Regions from separate parts of the Mus musculus genome. Here region 2 is linked to region 1. Evidence: chromatin loops called from intact Hi-C (ENCODE). Cell type or tissue: heart. All regions are shown on one strand.

The links. Hi-C counts contacts between places; a loop is a spot of excess contacts. Peaks named below come from ENCODE experiments on the same cell type or tissue, not always from the same donor. Only the 100,000 strongest peaks of a DNase experiment are listed, where the experiment ranks them.
Region 2: a loop joins it to region 1, with 10 times the contacts of the local background. A loop is called at or near these places in 9 of 42 quality-filtered maps.

What each region holds. Positions count from the first base shown.
Region 1 is chr10:117,269,299-117,274,298 of GRCm38, reverse strand. No RefSeq gene overlaps it. Among named protein-coding and RNA genes, the nearest start is that of Lyz2, 10 kb to the left of the region's middle. In heart, a CTCF peak has its summit at 2,094 (motif pointing left); no DNase peak of the experiment used is centred here; H3K27ac peaks cover 657 bases; H3K27me3 peaks cover 628 bases.
Region 2 is chr10:117,324,497-117,329,496 of GRCm38, reverse strand. No RefSeq gene overlaps it. Among named protein-coding and RNA genes, the nearest start is that of Lyz1, 34 kb to the right of the region's middle. In heart, no CTCF peak of the experiment used is centred here; no DNase peak of the experiment used is centred here; H3K27ac peaks cover 408 bases.

The DNA of each region.
Region 1 (5,000 bases):
GCCAGCAGAGCCCAAAGAGCCCTCAATATCTCTAGAAAAACTAGGAAAGGGAAACCGCAGTCCTTTGTCACACCCAGTTAGACCACACCAGACCACCCCAGCCTGCTGAGAGGAACAAGTAAATGTGGAGAAATGGGATAGAAAGAGAAGCAGTAAACTGTGTGCCAAATGAGGAGAGGCAGAGCTGGAGATGTGCTCATGATCAGAAACAATGTGAGTAGCCTGCCCTGCCACTTGTAGCCATGGTTTGGTCCTGGCCCATAATGCCACTGAGGGCAGTGTCTGGGTTTGTGGCCATACAGCAGTGGGGGTCTATGTTGATATTATCACCAAAAGCCATATGGACATCCCTGTTGTGGGCTGCCACCTGGTACCATGTTTATGTCCAAGGGATGCCCAGAGCTGGAGGTGCCCCACAAGGGCTGCAGCACTTGGCAGAGCAGGCCCTATACTTCGCCCAAGCAGCACAGTAGAGCTGGTCCTGCGCCTTGGCTAACACACTCAGGAGAGTGCTTCCACACTTCACCTGGGCAGCACAGTATTGCTGGCCCTGATGTCATGGGTGTAGGTGGGCCAGTCCCATCCCTTTTCTATGAGATGGCCCTGCCCCTTGCCTAGGCAGCTTGGGAGAGCCAGCCCCACCCCTTGCCAGCTGTAGCACTTGGGAGAGCAGGCCAGGAACCTCACTCACCTCTGCAGCAAAGCAGAGAGTAAAACTCTCTGTCGATTGCAAGAAATAGCTTGTTCAAGAATGGAGGGATTATATCTACAGCAGGGTAGTTAGTTTTTCTTCATAAAACTTAAGACATATCTGTGGGTCCCTCATGGCGCTGTGCACATGGTATGGCTTGTGTGACGTCACTCCTACCATTCAGGAGTGAGGAATAGAAAGGACTTCCATAGAGTCTGCATCTTGTTCAGATTTAGCTAGCTTCATTCTATTAAGACAAGGGGAAATTACCAAGAAAGTGTTTCCCAAGAATGCATGGTATTTGTGACTGTTGGTGAGAAACGTGTGTTCATTCTGTCCCATTTGACAGTATAAAAAGCACTCTGTTTAGAACTTTTAGTGATCATTTGAACCGTGCGTATGTGTGCCTGTGTGCATGAGAACTAGTGCCCACAGAGTTCAGAAGCACTGGACGACCATGGAGCTAGAGACACAGGCAGCTTCCAGCTGACTGATGTGGTGATGGGAATCAAACTCGTGTCCTCTGGAGGAGCAGCAGTGCTTTCAAATTCTGAGCTATTTCTCTAGGCTCCAAAGCACACTTTCTCATTTATTAAAATAGTTGGAACCACTAGAATCATTACTGAATATGGTGAGATCTTTCTTTTGCACTTAATGCTGGAAATTAAGTTATGGTATTAAAAGGGTTTCCTGAAGAGGCCTGTACCCAAATGTGTAAGAGGAAAACCGTCCTTGGGGACTGGAGAGACGGCTCAGTGGTTAAGAGCACTGACTGCTCTTCTGAGAGATCCAGAGTTCAATTCCCAACAACCACTTGGTGGCTCACAGCCATGTGTGATGGGATCTGATGCCCTCTTCTGGTGTGTCTGAAGACAAGTTTATTGTACTGTGCTCATATATATAATAAAAATCTTAAAAAATAAAAACTGTTCTTGGCAATTTTCAAATAGTTCATGTATATATATATATATATATATATATATATATATATATATATACATACACACACATGTATATGTATATACATAGACATAAGCTTTGGTGATCATTCCTATTCAAACTACTACTACTACTACTACTACTACACACACACACACATACACACACACAAGATTTGTATTCTTTTTTGAAGAATGTTGCCAAAACTTACCAGTGATCGTAAATGTCTAGTTACTAAGATTATGAGTGCTATTTATTTTTGCCTATATTTACCAAAAATTTTCAAGCACAATATATAAAAAATACCTTTGAAAGTACATTAACTATTTAAAAGTATATTTTGGGGGCTGGAGAGATGGCTGAGAGGTTAAGAGCAATGGCTGCTCTTCCAGATGTCCTAAGTTTAATTCCCAGCAACTACATGATGGCTCCAAGCCATCTATAATGAGATCTGGTGCCCTCTTCTGGCCTGCTGTGTATATAATAAATACTTTTTTAAAAAGCATTTTTGAAAATCAATTTTACTTCTTGCTACATTTAAAATTTAACAGTGGTAGGAATTAACACAGGCTAGTGGCAGAAAGCTTAGATGGCACATAAGATGGCACATATGATAAGGGCTTGGGTGCAGTTCACAGCACTGAGAACTGAAGAGAGCAATATCAAATTTGACTTTGGTTTATTTACCAATGAATCCAAATTATTTGAATTTTATTATGAGTTTGGATTTTTTAAAAAATCACTTTTTTTGGAACGGGACAGCAGAGGGGATTACAGAATAGCTGTGCTGACAGCGTCCAGCATCTCCTGGATCCCCCAAAGGCCCTGGTGTTCTCATGGAGCAATGAAAATATCCTATTTCCATGTTCTTCCTTAAAGTACAATTTGGCTTCCAGTTTCCATCTGAGCCCTGAGCAGATCCTGTGCCACAGTACTCTATAACCAAATACCGCCAGGAGAGAGCTGGTCTCCCAGGAGTGCCAACATACCTGTGAGCAGGTAAGACCATAACTTCTGCTCAAATTCCTGGCCCAAGAGGGACCAGTGCCAACAAGAACCAAGGAACAGCCGGGGACAGGATCCTTCGGTTTCCGTCTGCACCGGGGAGCTATGCCACAGATCTTCATACCCAAATCCCTCCTGAAGAGAATTGGTCTCCCAGGAGTACTGACACAGGCTTGCAGGAGGGACAAGCCACAGTCAGAGACAGAAAGACCAGCTAACATCAAAGATATCCACATGGTGAGAGGTAAGGGTAAGAATGTAAGCAACAAAATCCAAGGCTACTTGGCATCATCAGAAACCAGTTCTCCCACCACAGTGAGCCCTGGATACTCCACCACACCAGAAAAAATAAGACTCTGATTTAAAATCACATCTCATGATGATGATAGGGGGCTTTAAAACGGACATAAATCCCTTAAAGAAATACAGGAGAACTCAGGTAAACAGGTAGAAGGAGGAAACACAAAAATCCCTTAAAGTATTACAGGAAAATAAAACCAAACAGGTGAAGGAATTGAACAAAACCATCCAAGATCTAAAACTGGAAATAGAAATAATAAAGAAATAACAAAGGGAAACAACTCTGAAGATAGAAAACCTGGGAAAGAGATCAGGTGTCATAGATACAAGAATCACCAACAGAATACAAGAGATAGAAGAGAGAATCTCAGGTGCAGAAGATACCATAGAAAACATTGACACAACAGTCAGAGAAAATGCAAAAAACAAAAAGTTCCTAACCCAAAACATCCAAGAAATCCAGGACACAATGAGAAGACAAAAACCTAAGGATAATAGGTATAGAAGAGAGCGACGCTTCCCAACTTAAAGGGAAATTTAATAATAAATTTCCAGGAAATAGCTTCAACAAAATTATAGAAGAAAACTTCCCTAAAGAAAGAGATGCTCATGAACATACAAGAAGCCTACAGAACTCCAAATAGACTGGACCTCCTGTTACATAATAGTCAAAACACCAAATGCACAAAACAAAGAATATTAAAAGCAGTAAGGGAAAAAGGTCAAGTAACATATAAAGGCAGACCTATCATAATTACACGAGACTTCTTACCAGACTATGAAAGCTAGAAGATCCTGGGCAGATCCCTAAGAGAACACAAATGCCAGCCCAGGCTGCTATACCCAGCAAAACTCTCAATTACCATAGATGGAGAAACCAAGATATTCCATGACAAAAACAAATTTACACAATATCTTTCCACAAATCCAGCATTACAAAGGATAATAGATGGAAAATGCCAGCACAAGGAGGGAGACTTCACCCTAGAAAAAGCAAGTAAGTAATCTTTCAACAATCCCAAAAGAAGATAGACACACAATCATAAAAATAGCATCAAAAGGAACAGGAAGCAACAACCACTATTCCTTAATATCTCTTAATCTCAATGGACTCAATTCCCCAATAAAAAGACAGAAAACCAGTCAGGATATATAAACAGGACCCAGCATTTTGCTGCATACAGGAAATGCACCTCAGTGACAGACAGTACCTCAGAGTAAAGGGCTAGAAAACAATTTTCTAAACAAATGGTCCCAGGAAACAAGTTGGAGTAGCCATTCTAATATTGAATAAAATCAACTTTCAACCAAAAGTTATCAAAAAGGATAAGGAAGGACACTTCATTCTCATCAAAGGAAAAATCTACCAGGAAGACCTCTCAATTCTGAACATCTATACTCCAAATGCAAGGGCACTCACATTCATAAAAGAATCTTTACTAAAGCTCAAAGCACACATTGCACCTCTCACAATAATAGTGGGAGATTTCAACACCCTACTCTCAGCAATGGGGCAGATCGTGGAAACACAAACTAAACAGAGACACAGTGAAACTAACAGAAGTTATAGACCAAAGGGATTTAACAGATATTTATAGAACATGTTATCTTAAAACAAAAGAATATACCTTTATGTTTCTGAATGGAAGACACACACACACACCCTTTATATTTTAATATGCCTTAATTAGCACAATAGCTGAGCCACTGGCTAACCTCCATGTAGTTAATCCCAAGTTATTACTTACTAAATCTGTATTCTATCTTGGCTGCCCTGAACCCAGGCTCACCCAGCTCCTTCACAGGGCCGTCATGTCTCCCTGTCCTCCACTCTTCTTAAAGAATTATTTCTACAAAATAACTGTAGCTTTGGAGCTGGAAATAATTTAAAAATAAAGTATGATGTCTCAAACGTACTTTAAAATGCCTCAAAAGGCCTATCTAGCTACAGAGTGAGACAAATAGAGAAACAGAGACCACAGCAAGGTGCTAGGACAACACCCGGAAATCGCCATTGCTGTGGCAACATCTTCATTTCTATATGACTAGAAGATTTCATAATGTG
Region 2 (5,000 bases), 55 kb before region 1:
ATAGCATAATGCAAAATACATTTAATTCAACTTCAAAAGTCCCCATTGTTTATAGCACTCTCAACAAAGTTAAAAGTTCAAAGTCTCTTCTGAGATCCATGCAGTCTCTTAACTGAATCCCCTATAAAGTCAAAAATACTGGACCAAAGCAGGACAGAAAACCAGCTGGGCAAGCTTCACATCTCTGTGTCCGATGTCCGAGCGCTCCTCAGATCTCCAACTTCTTTCATGCTTAGTCACTACTGTTGGCAGATCTGTCATTCAGCAGCAACAAACTTCTTTCTCTTGGGCTGGTTCCATTCCCTGTTAGCAGCTTTCCTCAGCACGCCTCACACAGCTCTGATATCGCTTACAACTTGGGATATCCAAGGCAACTTCCATTTTACAGCTTCTTATTCCAGTGTCTGGATCCACACAGGATGATCTGGGCTCCTTCAAAGAGCTTGGGTCCCTTCTCCAGTACTGTACAATGTAGCACTCTAGGCTCTGGTTGACTCGACTCCACTGCTGCTGCTGTTCTTGGTAATCATACCATGATACTGGCATCTCTTAATTCACTGGAAACTTCTGCTGCAACTAGGCTTCACCAGTAGCCTCTCATGGGCTCTCTTCATGGTGGCAAGCCTCAGTTTCTTTGCATGACTCCTTCAGTCCTGGGCCATCAACTGCAACTGAGGCTGCACCTTCACCAGTGGCCTTCCCTGACCTCTCACAGTGCCAAGCCTCGGCTGCTCTCCATAACCCCTTCATACCTTCAAAACCAGTACTACCTGGGTAACTCTTACACATTACCAGCTACTGCTGCAGCACGAGGTACAGCCTTGGTTATCTCCGGAACACAGCTTCTTTGTGCTCCCAGAAAACACTTCCCAGAAGATTTTGCTTCGGTGACGCTGGTCTCTTCTTAATCATTGCTAATTTCTTAGCTTCAGCTAACCAGCATCAGTTGTCCCAGAAGCCCTTTTTATTTTTGACTCTAAAGCCAGAAGAGCCACTTGGCTGAAGCTGCAGAGTTCTGCTTGCTGGAACATGCCCCATTGTTCTATTATCAGCTTTCTGTTTTCTAACTCCTTCACGGCCTATGCTTGGCTGTCCTGGAACTTGCTTTGTAGATTGACCTTGAACTCAAAGACCTGGATGCCTGTCTCCTAAGTGCTGAGATTAAAAGTGTGGTCCTCCATGCCTGGACTTAAGCTATTCTCTATTAGAACTTGCTCTGGACCTAAACTTAGCTGGGCAGGATCTTGCCCCAAAGTCTCCACTCCGGTGATCTGTTTATCTCCTTGAACATAGGACTTAGCTCCATTGCACTTCTTGGTGCCCTTTTACTCTTTGAACCATACATTTTGTATTTTTTTCTTTTTAAGCTTGCTATTTTTCATTAAAAGACTCTTCATAAGAATGTACTATAGAGACGGGCATGGTGGCGCACGCCTTTAATCCCAGCACTCAGGAGGCAGAGGTAGGCGGATTTCTGAGTTCGAGGCCAGCCTGGTCCAGGACAGCCAGGGCTATACAGAGAAACTCTGTCTCGAAAAACCACACACACACACACACACACACACACACACACACACACACACACACACACACACACAAAGAATGAACACATCAGAATGTATACCAGGGGCTGTTTGGAGACTTCTTTGTCAAAGCAATCTAAATCTCTTCACCTTGGCCTCAAGCAGACTCTTCGGACAATGGCAAAAGGCAGCCATACTCTTCACAAAAATATCACAACAGCAGTCTCTAGGCTACATACTAAAAGTCTTGTCCTCTGAAACCTCTTTGAGTTATGGCCCCACAGTTCAAAACATGCTTAGGACCACTGTCCTCTATGCTCCTAGTAGCACGGCCCATTAAACCGCACTTAAAGCATTCTGCTGCTGTACAAAGTTCCAAAAGCCACATTTCTTCAAACAAAAGTAAGCTCAGGCCTATCACAGCAATGCCACTTCTGGTACCAACTTCTACCTTAGGGTTTTACTACTGTAAACAGACACCATGACCAAGTCAACTCTTATAAGAGTTTCCTTAATTGGGGCTGGCTCACAGGTTCAGAGCTTACAGGCCCATCAAGGTAGGAGCGTGGCAGCACCCAGGCAGATATGGTGCAGGAGGAGCTAAGAAACCTTCATGTGAAGGCCACTAGAAAACTGGCTCCCACATGGTTAGGAGAGTCTCATTGCCTACCCCCACAATGTAGGCCTTCAACAAGGCCACACCTTATCTAAGAAGGCCACACTTCCTAACAGTGCTACTCCCTCTGGGCCAAACATGTTCAAACCACCACATGTGCATGTGCACACGCACACGCTCGGGCACACACTCACACACACACAGCAGTTTCCAGAAGACAACTTGAAGAATTCAAAATCATCACAAAGATGCTTTATAAGTTTAAAAGCATGGACGACTAAGAAAAATCAAGAAATTCAGTATGAAGAAAAGGAAATGTCAACAAAGAGATAACTATAATAAAGAGCAACCCAGTTATGGAACTAAGGAATATATTCCTGCATTGAAAGTTCTTGCCTTAGTAGCAGATTTGAACAGGTATGTATTAACTTTGTATAACTGTAACAAGATATGGGTATCAATTTTTTTTAATTGGCTTACAATTTTCGACGTTCCCACTCAAGTTTAGATAGTTCTATGGCTTTGGATCTCTGGCGTTGATACTGAATGGCCATGAGATGCACATTGTATGGTGCACATTGTTAGGAGCCATCTAGGATAGGCTAAGGCCACCTTCCTGGAGGTGCTCCACCATTTTTGTATGGTCTGCAATGAGTGAGCTTGATGGCAGGGTCCCAAAGAGACTTCATCCCAGGATTGCTTCTTGCAGCTGATGTGCCTTTCCTGTCATTACTAAGTTAATATAACAACCCCTGGGCATTAGCCCACCCTATTTCCTGCATGTCAACATAAAGATGAACTTTCATGAACTAATGCTATTTAGAGGAATTAATGATTCTATAGAATTCCTGATTTCAGATAATTTTAGGAAAAAAGTATTAAAAGATGGTCTTAGTTGCTTTGCTAGAAAGATTTACTAACGTCAGAATGAAGAATAGAATTTGCCCACTCCTCATTAAAAAGAGAAATAGACTTGGGCCAAATTTGTGTTCAAGGAAGAACATTTAGGTCCAAGGATAAAGCCACAGGTGTGCACAATGATAAGGCAAGGCCGTGTAAAAACTGTTGCTTTGAACTTACAATGAGCATATTAGAATGGAACACTGCTTTGAACTTAATGTCAGCACCCTTCTGTAGCTCCCATTTTATCTCTGAGGTCATTTTTCTAAAGGACGTTTTGTCTATGAAGATATAAAAAGCCTAGCAAAAAGAAGTAAAGTTGTTGGTTAGATGGTTTGGTTTGGGTGTCTCTGCTCCATCTATCCATCCATGTGTATATGTCTGTTTGCCTATATGTGTCTGTGTAGGTACATGTGTGTATGTAAGCAAGTGTGAATAGTGGTGGAGTGAATAGAGGTGGTTGAGCCAACAAACATGTGACTGGGTTAATGTGTGAATGAGAACCTGAATGAAAAGGTAAATATGTGTGAATGTCTATGCATCTGTGCGTATTTGCCTGTATAAAGCATCTTAATTCTTTTCCTTTCCTTCCTCTCTGGCTCACACAGGGTTAAGCAGCCAGGGCAGTGAAGGGCTTCTGGCTGCCTGGCCAGAAACTGTGAGCCCTAGCCATAAAACCTGCTGTTAGCAACAAGTGTCAGTAGATCCAGAGGCCTGCAGCTTCTGGCCTCAGAGTAACTTAAAGTCAAGATAGGCATATGTTATTATAGAAAGCAACTTTACATTCGCAAGACCAAGTCTTGCCCCTACCAATGCTTTTTCCCTCTAGGCTGCTTCAGAGAGGACTCTGGGTTAAGCTCCCAGCAGAACATGTTGAAGTAAACCATTTATACAAGCTAGGCAGGAGAGAGAGGACAAAATGAGATCCTACATTCCCCTTTCAGACTAAGGAGGACTTAAGAACTTCCCATAGGGAATCTTTCCAAGTTCTCCCGCCACTCAATAGCACCACACCTGGGAGCCACATCTTTAATATATGTGCGTTTGGTGGGCGCCCATCCAAACCATAACAAATGGAAATCAAGATTCAGTGAACCTGCCAGGCGTGGTGTCCACACTCCAATCCCGACCCTCAGGAGGCAGAGTCAGGCCAATCTCTGTTAGTTAAAGGCCAGTCTGGTCTACGTAGTTCTGGGCTAGCCAGGGCTACATAGTGAGACCCTGCCTTCAAAAAAACTAAAAACAATCAGGAAAACTAACAGGCAGCACTTTTTTAATTTACCGGGGCAAAGGAGAACAAACAATGAGGCGAGCCTAAGAGTCTGTGGCACCAAGGAGCTGAACTACAGGCACACTACTGAACATGCAGGATGAGAAGGAAGCAGAGAGCCTACTTGAAGATCAGAGAGAAATGAGCACACACATGAAAGGCGCTCGAATCACTTCAGAGGAATAAATCCTAAGCAGACTGCCAGAACATAGAGAGAGTCTTAAGAGTATCAAGAGAAAAACATATACAAGATTACATGTATTAGATTTTCTCAGCAGAAACTTTGTATACAAGAAAAGAATGATATGAAATATTCAAAGTACTGCCAGCCAAGAATGTACCTGGAAAAATATTATTAAGAAACTAAATCTACTTTGGGAGACCTAGATAAATAGAAATAGAATTCTTACTGCTATCTCAACATGTAAAATACTACAAGAAGTCCTTTAAGAGACTTAAATATCCATGAATGTTGGTGTCCATATGGGAATCATGCCCAAATGCCACTGTATACATGTACAACCAATCTTGCTTTGAGATTAAAATAAATTAAGTGTATGAGTGCCTTGCCTGCATGTGTCTGTGTGTATCATGTGCATGCTTGGTGCCCGTGGAAGTCAGAACAGGTCAGGAACTGGAGCTATAGATAGAGGGTTGTGAACCTCCATGTGGGTGCTGGGAACTGAACCTG